2 separate regions of the Homo sapiens genome follow, and region 1 is linked to region 2. Evidence: chromatin contacts called from ENCODE Hi-C or POLR2A ChIA-PET data. All regions are on one chromosome and are shown on one strand. The core of a region is the stretch at or near the end of the contact, and the rest is flanking DNA. Distances in the headings are between cores, read along the strand shown. Region 1 overlaps KANK1 (KN motif and ankyrin repeat domains 1). Region 2 overlaps KANK1 (KN motif and ankyrin repeat domains 1).

Region 1 (6,654 bases), core at 3,492-5,991, 64 kb after region 2:
CACTCTGCTGTGCAGGCTGGAATGCAGTGGCGTGATCTCGGCTCACCGCAACCTCTGCCTCCCTGTTCAAGTGATTCTTGTGCCTCAGCCTCCCAAGTAGCTGGGATCACAGGCGTGTACCACCCTACCCAGCTAATTTTTGTAGTTGTAGTAGAGATGGGATTTTGCCATGTTGGCCAGCCTGGTCTTGAACTCCTGGCCTCAAGTGATCCACCCACCTCGGCCTCCCAAAGTGCTGGGATTATAGGCGTGAGCCACCGTGCCCGGCCAACAGTGTCTTGTTATTTTACCAGTGATATGCTTACAGTTCCTAATTTTAGGCTTCCTCCTTATTTTGGTTTTATTGTTCAGTTTGGGGAAGGGTGGGAGGCACCAATTTGGATCTGAGAAAAAGATCTTCTGCCAGATGAAAGAGTTTCAATAACAGGAGAGGACCTTGGGCCAAAGTTTATTAAGCTTGACTAGGAAGATTCTGGGCACATCTCCATCCAAATACCTTGACACATACTTCATTCACCCCTAGCACATGCAGCTTGTCCCTTCTTGTCTTCTGTTTGCCTTCAAGGTTTTACATGGTGGTATTTACAAGCCGTTATGGAGCAAGAGTGCAAACACACAAGGCTAGCAAGGGGCCAGTAAACAGGGTTTGGCTTAGGGTTTTGTGGTTGTTAGCTTTTAAAAGCATACTTAGTTGAATAATTCCAGAAACTGGGCTTCTTTCCTTTGCCCCTTCATTTGCCCCTCCCTCTCTGGTCTTCCCAGTCTCCACTTTTTTTTTTGTTTAAATAAAACTGCGTTTGTCAGAAATGTATAGACATTCACTCCTATTCTTAAAAGACAGTGTTTATCCCTAATGCCTGCCTTTTGATTCAGCCAGCAGTGACTGTGCACACAGAGGTTATTGCTCTCCAAGTTCAATGTTGTGGACCTGAACCAGTGCCTCTGTTTCCAAGAGAAAGTCAGGTGATTACCCCTTCATCAGGGAGATTGGAGCCATCCTATCCTTCTGGTGTGTCACCAGCCAGAAACTAAGGATCAGCAGGGAGTGGATGGTTTAGAATCTCCTCTCTCCAGGTGAACACAATGCTAGTCAGTGTAGCTGGAAAAGCCACGCAGCGGGCAGGCTTGTCAGAAGCAATCTGTTTAAAAAAAAAAAAAAAGAGAGAGAGAAAAAAGGGTCCTTTTGAATTTACACTGAGTTGCTTTCACAGTAGTTAGCTTTGAACTGTGGTGCAAACCCATTTAAACAATGAGGGAAATTTCACTAAGTGGCAAGAAATTCTCACCCTGTGTGATCAAAGCAATCAGCCATTTCCTTTTCTTTCCTTTTTATTTACTTATATTTCTGACCCCTTATAATCTTCATGATTGTAGCCTGATAGTTTCCTTTTTTGAATAGCATTTAAAAAAATACCTTTTCTTTTCCCTGAGGGTTTTAAAGCAAATAAGACAGAAGGGGTCTAAATTTTTAGTTTTGTTTTTTGAGACAGTCTCGTTCTGTCGCCCAGGCTGGGGTGCAGTGGTGCAATCTCAGCTCACTGCAATCTCCGTCTCCCAGGTTCAAGTGGTTCTGGTGCCTCAGCCTCCCGAGTAGCTGGGATTACAGGCGTGCACCACCAGCCTTGGCTAATTTTTGTATTTTTTAGTAGAGAAGAGGTTTTGCCATGTTGGCCAGGCTGGTCTCAAACTCCTGACCTCAGGTGATCTGCCTGCGTCAGCCTCCCACAGTGCTGGGATTACAGGTGTGAGCCACCGCACCTGGCCTAAATATTTATTTTTAATAATGATTATTATTACAAAAGTAAGAAAAGAGCTAAAATCCATGATTTCATCACCCAGAGGCAACCACCACAGTGAACATTTTGGTACAATTACTTCTCATCGTTTAAATGTGTACATATACACATACATATTTTTAATAAAATTAGGTTTAGGATAGTATACAGTTTTGTTTTTCTTTTAACCAACATACTTTGAATATTTTGCCTTATTAAAAACTTATATGATTTCAATGGCTGCATTAGAATTAGTGTATACAGATATTATTTTGGCATTCTGTTGTTAAGAGGTCATGTGGGTTTCTGAATTGACACTTTAATTCTCAACTTAGAATTTATTTCTCCCAACTTCTTCTGATTTCATGGGTCTAGAGTCAGAGTTTGGGCACAATGGAAATGGGATTTCTATATGTACTGTTGTTTACTGTTTGCTAGTATTTTTCGAAAGGTATTTGCAAAAACCAAAGGGGAAACAGTATACTTTTTTGTATTTTTTTTTCTTTTTTTGTTTTAAATTTTGTGATTGAAATATAAGTCTTATTATGGTAATCTCAGGTAACTTTTAAATAGAAATATCAATGCAAAATGAATATATTGCCCAATGTGGACCCCGGTGTTTCAGAACTATGTGCCATGCTCTATCATTTTGTTACTGGAAAGGGGTCTTAATCCAGACCCCAAGATCTTGGATCTCTCACAAGAAGGAATTAGAGGTGAATCCATAGAGTAAAGTAAAAGCAAGTTTATTAAGAAAATAAAGGAATAAAGAATGGCTACTCCATAGGCAGAGCAGGAGCGTAGGCTGCTCAACTGATTATACACACAGTTACTTCTTGATGCTAAACAAGAGGTGGATTATTCTTGTGTTTTGCAGGAAAGGGGTGGGTAGTTCCTGGAAGTGAGGGGTCCTCCCCTTTTTAGACCATATAGGATAACTTCCTGACATTGCCATGGCATTTGTAAACTGTCCTGCTGCTGGTGGGAATGTTTTTTAGCATGCTAATGCATTATAATTAGCATATAATGAGCAGTGAGAATGACCAGAGATCACTTTCATCTCCATCTTGGTTTTGGTGGGTTTTGGACGGCTTCTTTACCACAACCTGTTTTATCAGCAAGGTCTTTGTGACCTGTATCTTGTGCTGACCTGTCTCATCCTGTGACTAAGAATGCCTAACCTCCTGGGAATTTAGACTTAAAATAAAGGTCTCAGCCTTATTTTATCTAGCCCCTACTCAAGATGGAGTTGCTCTGGTCCGAATGCCTCTAATAATTTGAAGTTTATCCAACGGCACAGTGGGAGATAATGAATTTTTGTTTAAGAGGAGGAGGACTGACTGGATCAGATTTGTGCTTTAGAAAGGTGGTTGCATGTAAGAAAGAGGCGTTGGTAGAAAGACTTCGGATATCTCAAAAGAATTTCCATGAAGTTAATCTTTTTAAAAATGTAAACATTTGGTGCAATAATTGCTTTGAAATTGCAGTTGAATAAATGAACTTTTTGAACCAGAATTTGGAAAGGAAGATATGCTTAAAAACCAAAAATATTTCGTAGAGTGCTACACATTAGGAAGTCATTTGTATTTGGTGACCACTTTCCTAAAATAGTCTCATTTCTAGAGAACCAATTTTGTTTCCCATAGATTATTATGTGTAGAGACCCCCTTTCAGTATGTAGCCACTGGTACATCCGTGGGTGTTATCTCCATACTGCCAGGTCCAATGCAGTCACCTCCTGGATCTATAGTCTTTCTCCCCCCATTCCGATTTCCTTTCTCTGTTAGCAGTCATCTTTGTAAACAGAAGTCTAAGATTTAGTTTGTACATTTTTTAAATGATCCATTTTGATGGGGCTCTCTTTATTGTTTCAGGTTGAATGCCTTTGAGAACTTGATGCATAAAATTTGCATGACTCCTCACTCCTTTCTGGATCTCTCATTGGACTCAAGCCAGCATGGCTCACACCACAAAGGTTAACGGCAGTGCCTCAGGTAACCCTGTGCTCTGGAGTTTGTGTGTTAAATGTATGTCTTTTCTCAAACTAATTTTTTATTCTCTTTAATAATGAACGGATAATAGCAAGTTGCCTAGATAACTAGGATTTCAAAGCAATTTTCTGTCCATTGAAGTTTGGGTTTGTTTTGTTTTACTCTCAGAAAATTTGCTTTTATCTTAGAGTCTTGCACTGAAATCAATTGAGTAAATTATTACCTAAGTCAATTCTGTTGAAGTGTTGAAAGACAAATGTAAATACTGAATGCTGATGCAAATGTAATGTATACTCCTCTTGCACTTCTTTCTGAGGGATTGAATGAGGAGAGAGGAAATTAGTTTGGATGCTTAAAACCAATTCCTAGTAGCCACTCCCAAGCAGCTTTTGTTTGATGTTGCTAAACAAAGAGAAAGGAGGGAAGAGAAGTATATATTCTGTAAAATGATTCTCTTAGGAATATGCAACAAGCCATATTATGAATCATAAAGACCTGTATTTGAATTCTTATTTTGGTTATATTAGAGACTTACATAGTTTCACTTTCTGTTCCAATATTGCTTCTGTGAGATTCGGGAGAAATCTGTACACGAAATGCAGAGAAGATCCTCCTAAGAGACACATCACCATAGGGACAACCTGCCCAAAATGGCGTGCCAAGTGTTCATTTCTTTTTTGAGTTATGTGCCAAATAGCTGAATGAGTAAGAATAGTAATTGTCTATGCAGAAATTTTTTCTGAGCGTCTGAGTCCAGACTCCTACGTCTGCTGGCTCTGAACACCTTCAAATGACAACATTATATACTGGAGCAAGTGTAGAATTGGAGCCAGGAAACCTGAATTTGAGTCCTAGTTCCAGCACTAACCGTGAAATATTGGGCAGGGCTATTTCTCCACATGTAAACCATCGGTAAGTATATCCACCTGCCGGTTTAGGACCAGTGAGCGCACCAGAAACATACTTAGAGGAGCTATGTAAGCCGTAAAGCACTTTTGAAGACAACAGCAGGAAGTGACCTCTAAAGTGGGCATTCCCAGCCCATGAATGTGACTTTTTATTCTAGCGGTCTCAGCTGCAATTATCTCCTCTGGGTAGAACACTATAACCCAAACCCAGATAAACTCAGTTATTTGTTCTGGGATGACTGATCTTTCCCTGTCCATTCCATTTTTGACCTTTTTTACTGCCCAGCTTCTTGAGACTTTTATAGATTCTGCTGTGGGACTGCTATCAATAATAAAGACATGAATGATAATATCTAACATTCATTGAACACTTAAATGCACCATGGTGCCTAAAATGCTTTGCCTGCATTTTCATACTTAATCCTCACAATAATCTAATGAGATTAAGCTATTATTTTACTGTCATCATCATCCCTATGTAATGTCACAGAGAAGTTCAGGGACTTACTGTAAATGAAGTAAGAAAAATCAGAATTATGGGCAGTGGCTCACACCTGTAATCCCAGCATTTTGGGAGGCCGAGGGGGATGGATCACCCAAGGTCGGTAGTTCAAGACCAGCCTGGCCAACATGACGAAACCCCATCTCTACAAAAATACAAAAATTAGCCAGGCATGGTGGCGCATGCCTGTAATCCCAGCTACTTAGGAGGCTAAGACAGGAATGGCTGGAACCTGGGAGGCAGAGGTTGCAGTGGGCCCAGATTGCACTACTGCCCTCCAGCCTGAGTGACAGAGTGAGACTCCATATCAAAAAATAAAATAAATCAGAATTATGATGACTTTCTCCAGTAAAATATTTGGTGAGAGAGGAGATTGAAACATTATGAAATTTCAAGTGTAGTGGGTGGGTTTTAATTCCCTCTGATGATGTGGTTTCCTCCCTTGCCCTCCATTTGCTTCCATTCACATGCTCAGGGGAAGGGGTGTTTAAGATTGTTGGTGCCTCAAGACCTCAACCTTCTTCTGGTGCCTTGGGCAAAATCCTTTCTTCATGGGTTTAGATACCTACCCCACTAATTCCTTTCCAACTTGGTTTGTTCTGTACTTACCTTTTTTCTTTGTTCCTGAGATCTAATAAGCAAGCTGTAACTTTTCCTTCCCACCTGGTATCCTGCCTAACAGGTCTGGGCATTGAGGTTGAAGGCAAAAGAAAGCTCTCCGATTTGTGACTTTCAGGGTGTCAGAGTATGAATTGTTACTGCAGACAGTTATCTGGACTGTGCAGGGGAAGATTTTTTACTTATTCTAGTCACCATGACCCATGTACATCTATAAGCAAATCTAATTAGAGACTCAACCATAAACAGTAATATATATGCAAACATACATATATGTGTGTATGTGTCTGTATATGTATATACACACATAGTAATATATACATACATATATGTATATACAAACACAAATGTGTGTACACCATATATATGACACTCATAGAAAAAAAAAATTTTTTTTTGAGATGGAGTCTTGCTCTGTCACCCAGGCTGGAGTGCAGTGGCACGATATCGGCTCACTGCAACCTCTGCCTCCTGGGTTCAAGTGATTCTTGTGCCTCAGCCTCCCACGCAGCTGGGATTACAGGCCCATGCCATCACGCCTGGCCAATTTTTGTATTTTTAGTAGAGATGAGGTTTCACCATGTTAACCAGGCTGGGGTTGAACTCATGACTTCAGGTGATCTGCCTACCTCGGCACTTTGGGATTACAGGCATGAGCCACCGCACCCAGCTGAAAATTTAAAAGTATAGATGTGTGTTGTATTGTCTGAAAACCAAAACAAAAGCAAGAATTACTGGTGATAATACCACCTAGAAATAAATGTCTTCCTATTTTTTATATAGTTGTCAAATGTTATATATTTCACATGGTTGAGAATATGTTAATAAAAATCATTCCTTTACCTTTTCCCACTTTGTAT
Region 2 (6,692 bases), core at 2,368-4,867:
ATGGTGTACTATATGGGTGAAAAAATAAAGTACTGGTTTAGATACATGATTTAAGAAATAGAATCCTGACAGTTCCCTCTGTGGATAAGCCATAGAGGTGTCCAGTGTTGGTTTAATATAGCAGCTGGTTTGACCGAGTACCCTCTGCTGCGTCAGGTAATGTTAAATGATGTCCATGCCCCCTTGACTCTGATCAAGACATGGCTACAACCTGCAGTTTCCAGCTTTCCTGGGTTTAAGGGCCATTGAAGAATCCTTGTAGATAAGAGAAGAATTGTACATTCCAGGAACTGGAGGCATAGCTAGCCTTGGAAAGCTCGGAGGGTTAGTTGAGACAGCTTTAGACTTGCACATCTGTGACCTGAGTATCTTTGAGACTTGATTTCATCTTCTAGACCCAGAGGCAGAGATCATGTTTGTGGTTATTTTTCTGGGAACTGAGACTGGGCAAAGGGAAAGAGGCCAGTACGCAAGAGTGCTGTTTATAAATGGTTAACATCGTCCCCAGTCCCGTAGAAGAAGAATGAAATGGTATTCTCCTGTTTGGTGGTTTTATTTGATTGTTTTTGAATTCTTTGTCTCTGACAGAAGGCATCTTCTGTATCCTTTATGTTGTCACTCACTTTATTACTCTGGCATTATTATAATTAGGTTACCTTATCACTCCACCTGCCAGCCCTATCTCCATCCCCAAGACCTGAAGGGACGGTTGGCTTGACATGTGAGGAGGTTTTTTGGCCTTCAGAGATGTCGCTGTCAGCCCCCTGAGTTCCATTTGTTAGTATTGGGTCCAGCCCACAGCTTTCTACTAAAAACAACAGGCAAACTAAAGAATCTTTTAGTAAGTCACAGACAATTGTCACTGAACCAAGAGCCCAGCCCACGGGGCCAGTTCCTCACCGACTCTATGCCTTAATTTCCAATGTGTAAGCTTGGATGACTACACTTATCTCCAGGATTCAGTGTAGGACATAGAAAAAAGTACAGGACTCAAGTAATGATTGAACTTGGAATAAAAACCTTAAGGCCCATGTCCTCTGTCTCTCATGCTTTTCAGATGTGTCTTAGTGCCTGCTCCTTGCACAGAAGCTGAATCCAAACAAGCCACTGAGGAAGTTACATTTCACTTCACTTCTTAATAACATAGGTATGTCGATCCCATTAGATAGGAGTGTGTCTAAAATTCAGAACCTTTGACACTAATTATCTGACTGTCAAATGACAGTGTCATTCTATTTTGCAGGCATTTTTGATAGTTTATCTTCCCAGTAATATTTTTGTAATCTTCATCACCTTGACCATCTAACTCTTTTTTTTGGAGACAAAGTCTTTCTCTGTTGCCCAGGCTGGAGTGCAGCGGTGCAGTCTCAGCTCACTGCAACCTCCGCCTCCCGGGTTCAACCGATTTTCCTGCCTCAGCCTCCTGAGTAGCTGGGATTACAGGCGCATGCCACCACACCCGGCTAATTTTTTGTATGTTTAGTAGAGATGGGGTTTCACCGTGTTAGCCAGGATGGTCTCGATCTCCTGACCTTGTGATCCGCCAGTCTCGGCCTCCCAGGGTGCTGGGATTACAGGCGTGAGCCACCGCGCCCGGCCGACCATCTAACTCTTATGTGCCCTTGCCTGTACATATAAAAGTACATTTAAAAATAGGATTGGCTTTCATTTGCATAATGAACACACATATTACCCATAGTACCTCCCACACAAAGCCACCTATGCCTCTTAAATTGCACTTTGTTAATAGGAAACTATCTGTTGTTTTGTGCTTTTGGCAGCTGTAGAGAAAATACACAAAGCCAGGTGTTGTGGCTCTTGGGTAAGACTGAGAATGTGATTTTTGCAATCTGTGTTTTTTTAATAGCCAGTTATTGGAGATAAGAAAGAGAAATTCAGTACAAAGTCTAAGATGTCCCAGTGATGCACTCTGACTGGGTGTCATTATCTCAACAGGAATGAATGTAGTTCAACAGTATGTAGGCCCGGTTTCTTAGACATGATGTCTGCTGAAATGGTGATAAGGTATCCCACATTATCGGTGTTTTTTTGAAGACAGCCTTTAGGGTTTCAGTGTCATCATCTTTATGCCTTTTGCTAAAACAGTTTATGTTCTGCCTTTTAGTAAGCCTTTATGTTAAAAACGTTTCATATTAAAAAAAGTTATCATTTGGAATACATAGGTCAACTATCTAGGAATGGGACAAAGTACAGAAACAATGAGACAGGATTTGTGGGATGAGAAATTAAAAAAGCAGTCCCTTCAGCTGAAGAAGCTGCTTAGAAATTTAAGCCGGACATCTCAGGCGGCCATACTGGAATGGAATGTGGAAAAGGTAGCAGTTATATGTGAGCAATACCTTTGACTGTGACACTCTTTCGAACCCCAGTTTAGACCAGCAGCAGCTCTCCTAATGGGGAGTCAAGAAGTAGTAAGAGACCCTAAGAGTCATATAAGACACAAATCACCTTTGCCTGTGATATTTGCCATACATATGCCTATGGTTACATGCAGAGGATCCCAACAGGAGCATCATACACACAGCAAATAACACTAATGTGTTTTATTTATATGTACCAAATTAAAGGGGCATACAAAATAAAATTTTTAAATGAGTGGGTGAAGATATTGGGACAGAAGGAAGATATCAAGAGGAGGAAATATGGAGTAAAGATAGAGGTAGCATGTACTGTAAAAGATCTTGTAAGTAGACCAGAATAGGCCAGTAATTTGGCTCCATGCTTCCTAGCAGCCAAGGCAAAGAAGTAATTGTGACCAGATACATAGTTCACAGCATCTTTAAGATTCAGTAAGCTAGCAACTCAAGAAAAGCACAAGTAGTCACCATATAGGGACAAGTGGACCATGCTGTGAACAGCACACTAGATAGCAAGTACAGCTGTAACAATCGTTGCTGGAGATAGAGCAGAGCTTCAGTCCTTTATGACAAGCTTGTCCAACCCATGGCCCACAGGCTGCATGTGGCCCAGGACAGCTTTGAATGCAGCCCAACACAAATTTGTAAACTTCTTAAAACATGAGATTTTTTTAAAGCTCATAAGCTATCATTAGTGTTAGTGTATTTTATTTGTGGCCCAAGACAATTCTTCTAGTGTGGCCCAGGGAAGCCAAAACGTTGGACTCCCCTGCTGTATGGAAAATCGAATTTGTTTACATTCTCCTGTTGTATTCATTTTTGAAATTTTGCTAATTCCTAAAAGGAATCCACAGAGAGCAAACTCTCTATTACTAACTTTTTTCCTCTTCTCAATGTAAATTAAGTAGTATTTCAAATGAGATTAAAAACAGGATACTTCTTGAACTTTACTTTAAAAATACAGGTTCATGAGCCCCTTAAGTTTTGTGACTTTCTGTTGTAAAAAAGACTGTATTCACTAGATGGCAGTGTCACCAGCCTTTTGGGAAGTTAAATATGAGTGTGACTGTCCTAAGTACTAAACATGGGTAAAAGTAGGAAGACCATTTAACTGAGCATAAAGGATCTCATTTCTGCGCCCTACAGGAAAGAGTAGTTCTCCTTTTTCTCCTCCCCTCTTATTTGAGGCCGGGAAGAAGGCGCTGTGCATAGCGCTCCAAGCATCTCTGGGTGGCACTGGAGGGCCATTTTTCACAAGGAGCAAGTCGGCCAGCAGAGTGCTCAGTTCTTGGTCATGCCAGTGGCTGCAGGGTTTCCAGCCACTTGTCCTTGCTTCTTTGTTTCTGAACTTTCAGTCCGGGGCAGGAGTTACTGACAAGAGTTCACAAACCAGCTGTGAGATAATGGTGTATTGATAAGGTACAAAAGTGTGTTTAGCAGATGGGGATAATTTTTCGACCCTCAGTGTTTGTTTAAATTGTTTCTAGCATGAAAGCAATATGATCTCTCTCAGGAAATGAGATTGTTTTCTCTATTCAGGTAATAGGATCTTTTACCCATTTCCATCTTTGAGGAGTGATTATATACTTCTGCAGTTTTTTTAAATGAAAAAGATTTATTTTTAAATCATACTGGCATAAAGTTAATGGTATTTTGTTAAATTTTAGGATTTTTACAGCATATCTTGGCTGACACTGATCTTGGTCCTATCCTAGTGGCAATCTCTTAACAGTTGTGCTGCTGGTGTTATGAGTAGGACAGTTCCTCATTGTGTGGGACTGTCTCGTGTGCGGCAGGGTATTCTGCATTCCTGGCCCTTGCCCACTAAATGCCGGAAGTGCCCCTCAGACATGACTGCCCAGTAACACTCCCATGCATTTCCGTGTGCCTCCTGGGGTGGGGCCAGTACTCTCTAGTGTTGAAAACTGCTGGGCTAGAGATTTTGGTGTAGGTTGTGGGCCTTGTGGATTTAGTGAACATGATCTTTTAAAGAAATGTATATAAATGTACTTTATATTTTTAAAAAATCACTACAGCCCATCACCTTAAACTTCTGCTCATTCATATTTATATATGTATTCTGATTGTGATTACTCCTACATACAATTCTTAATATAGTACAAAATTGTACATATATAATTTTATGGTACCCATCCCCCCCCTGCCCTTTTTTTGAGACAGGGTCTCAGGCTGGAGTGCAGTGATGCAATCATGGCTCACTGCAGCCTCCGTTTCCTGGGCCCAAGCAATTCTCTTACTCAGCCTTCCGAGTAGCTGGTACCAAAGGTGTGCGCCACCATACCCAGCTAATTTTTAATTTTTTGTAGAGGGTCTCCCTGTGTTGCCCAGACTGGTCCTGAACTCCTGGCCTCAAGCAAGTCCTCCTGCATTGGCCTTCCAAAGTGCTGGGATTATAGTCTTGAGCTACCGCGCCTGGCATAGTATCATCTTTTTGATACCAACATACTATAAATATATTTTATTGCATTTTATTTGAAACTGTTAATAGACACATAATTTGCTGATGAATTGTATTCTTTGCTCTTTTAGTCCATCTGGCATCATATGCTCTTCCTTTTTGCTAGAATTCCCTCTTTTTTTCTTTCTACAGAAGTATCACTGGGTGGGAGAAAGCCTTACCTGTGATGGTTTGAGTACCCACATTTTAAAATTATGCTAGTTAAGAAGAGGGGGAATAATGTTGTTTCTTTTCTCTTTTTCTTATCAAATAGACTAAAAAGGCTACTCAAGGGCTGGAATTTGATTCCCACTTGTTCTTGTGGTACCTAGCACAGAGTCAGTCCCATAGTATATCCTTTAGGTAAAGACTTAATTAATTGGTGTGCTTTCAGTTTATTTTCCCTGGTTGGTCTTTGCATTTGTCCAGTTAACACCAGCTTCTGGATATTAGATCACCATAAAGTCCAAGACATGAAGAACAAATGTTATATATTCTCTTTGACATTTAAAGACAGAAGATAGTGGTAGAGGAGATCCCAAGTGATACCTAACCTAGCTAAAGACCCATGAGGAATGAAAGAACGAACAGGGAAAACAACTGCTGAATCCAGGTGGAAAAATGCTGGCCTACTTCTGGTCCTTGGTATGCCAGGATCCAAAGGTGGTGCCAGCTGATAGCATATGTTCAACAGCTGTGTTGATGCCATTTGCCTGCCCAGACAAGCCTCTTGAGGCATGAAAGCCTAAGGAAGGTTTCTCATATTAAGGATCAACAGGGACTCTTCTGTATCCGTCCTACCAGTGTCACCTCCCCACCCAGCATCAGCCGAGCACCACATCCACTGAAGCTCAATAAAGAAATGTTTAATGCTGAAGAGTTTCAATCAACAAGATGAAATTTTCAGGTTTAGGTAAACTTAGGAACTGGCTTGGGTTACTAGACTTCCAAATTTTATCCGGTCCTACCTTATTGCATGACATAACCGTGAGGACTAAAGTGAAGGCTTTTCAGCAGTCACTTCAGTGAGTCCTCAGCATTTAGGTGATACTGTATCAACTCGTGTCTGAAGCAACTTGGATTTAAGATAGTAGATCTTGTGCTGATTATTAGAATGGACATCCTGAACACCACTTAAATTACCATCAAACTGCATAGCCAGATCTTTAATTTACGAAACCTCTATTTTGTCACTTCTCCAAGCTGTCATTTAAGCTAAAAGCTGCTGTCTTTACACATATAAATCAAAGAAATATTTCATTTATATTCACTTGATACCTACCAAATTTCACCACTGGAATTTCTGAATACTTTATATCCTCTATCCTTCCATCCAGGCTTGGCTTTACTAAGTGTCCTTTCTAAGCCACTCATTATCAATCAAGATAGTAATTATTCTGCAAGACCCCAAATCTCAGTGGCTTTCAACAACACACACTGATTTTTTTACTCATATGCTACACGTCCATTATTTGTCAGCTGCAGCTGTGTTCAGTGTTGACCTCAACCTGTGATGGAGCAGCCTCTGCTTATGTCGCTGCTGTTCTTTATAGCAGAGGAAGGAAAGAAAGCAAGGCAAAGTTCCACACTAGCCCTTAAAACTTCTTCCTGGAAGTGAGACATGGTATTTCTGCTACCACTTCATTGGTTAAAGCAAGTCACAATGCCACACCCGAGTTGAGTGAGGGTGGGGATATGTGATTCTTCCTTAGGAAGGAGCAGGAAATTTTGGTGAATAGTAATGTAATCTACCACATGTTTAAAATGCAGTCCCTTCTCTAGAAGATCTCAGTAGTCTAAGAGAGAATAATTTTTTTTTAATATACTACCGTAAGTGAATGTTAGGTCAGTTAGGT

Evidence for each region. A loop is a pair of places that touch in the nucleus more often than their neighbours do. ChIA-PET counts read pairs that join two places held with the same protein, here RNA polymerase II (POLR2A). Pooled maps may share reads with other maps.
Region 1: a map of PC-3 shows a loop between it and region 2 (3-fold over the local background). The contact joins two enhancer-like sites. A Hi-C loop is called at or near these places in 21 of 168 maps with a recorded cell type or tissue (CD14-positive monocyte, Caco-2, HepG2 and 15 more), 1 of 37 single-sample maps with no recorded cell type and 17 of 50 pooled maps. POLR2A ChIA-PET finds 5 or more read pairs at or near these places in 5 of 52 experiments (H1, HepG2, MCF 10A and 1 more).

The regions. Positions count from the first base shown.
Region 1 is chr9:673,241-679,894 of GRCh38, forward strand. KANK1 (KN motif and ankyrin repeat domains 1) reads left to right here. Exons shown (of 12, transcript NM_015158.5): 2 at 3,650-3,769. The coding sequence starts at 3,733. KANK1-AS1 (KANK1 antisense RNA 1) reads right to left here. Exons shown (of 3, transcript NR_198989.1): 3 at 238-1,139. Among named protein-coding and RNA genes, the nearest start is that of KANK1-AS1, 9.0 kb to the right of the region's middle. RefSeq lists an enhancer at 671-1,391. Within about 2 kb of position 4,742, at least 5 of the 41 ENCODE cell types and tissues checked have a DNase peak (open chromatin) inside an H3K27ac peak, as active enhancers do.
Region 2 is chr9:610,419-617,110 of GRCh38, forward strand. All of the region lies in intron 1 of KANK1 (KN motif and ankyrin repeat domains 1), which reads left to right. Among named protein-coding and RNA genes, the nearest start is that of KANK1-AS1, 72 kb to the right of the region's middle. Within about 2 kb of position 3,618, at least 22 of the 41 ENCODE cell types and tissues checked have a DNase peak (open chromatin) inside an H3K27ac peak, as active enhancers do.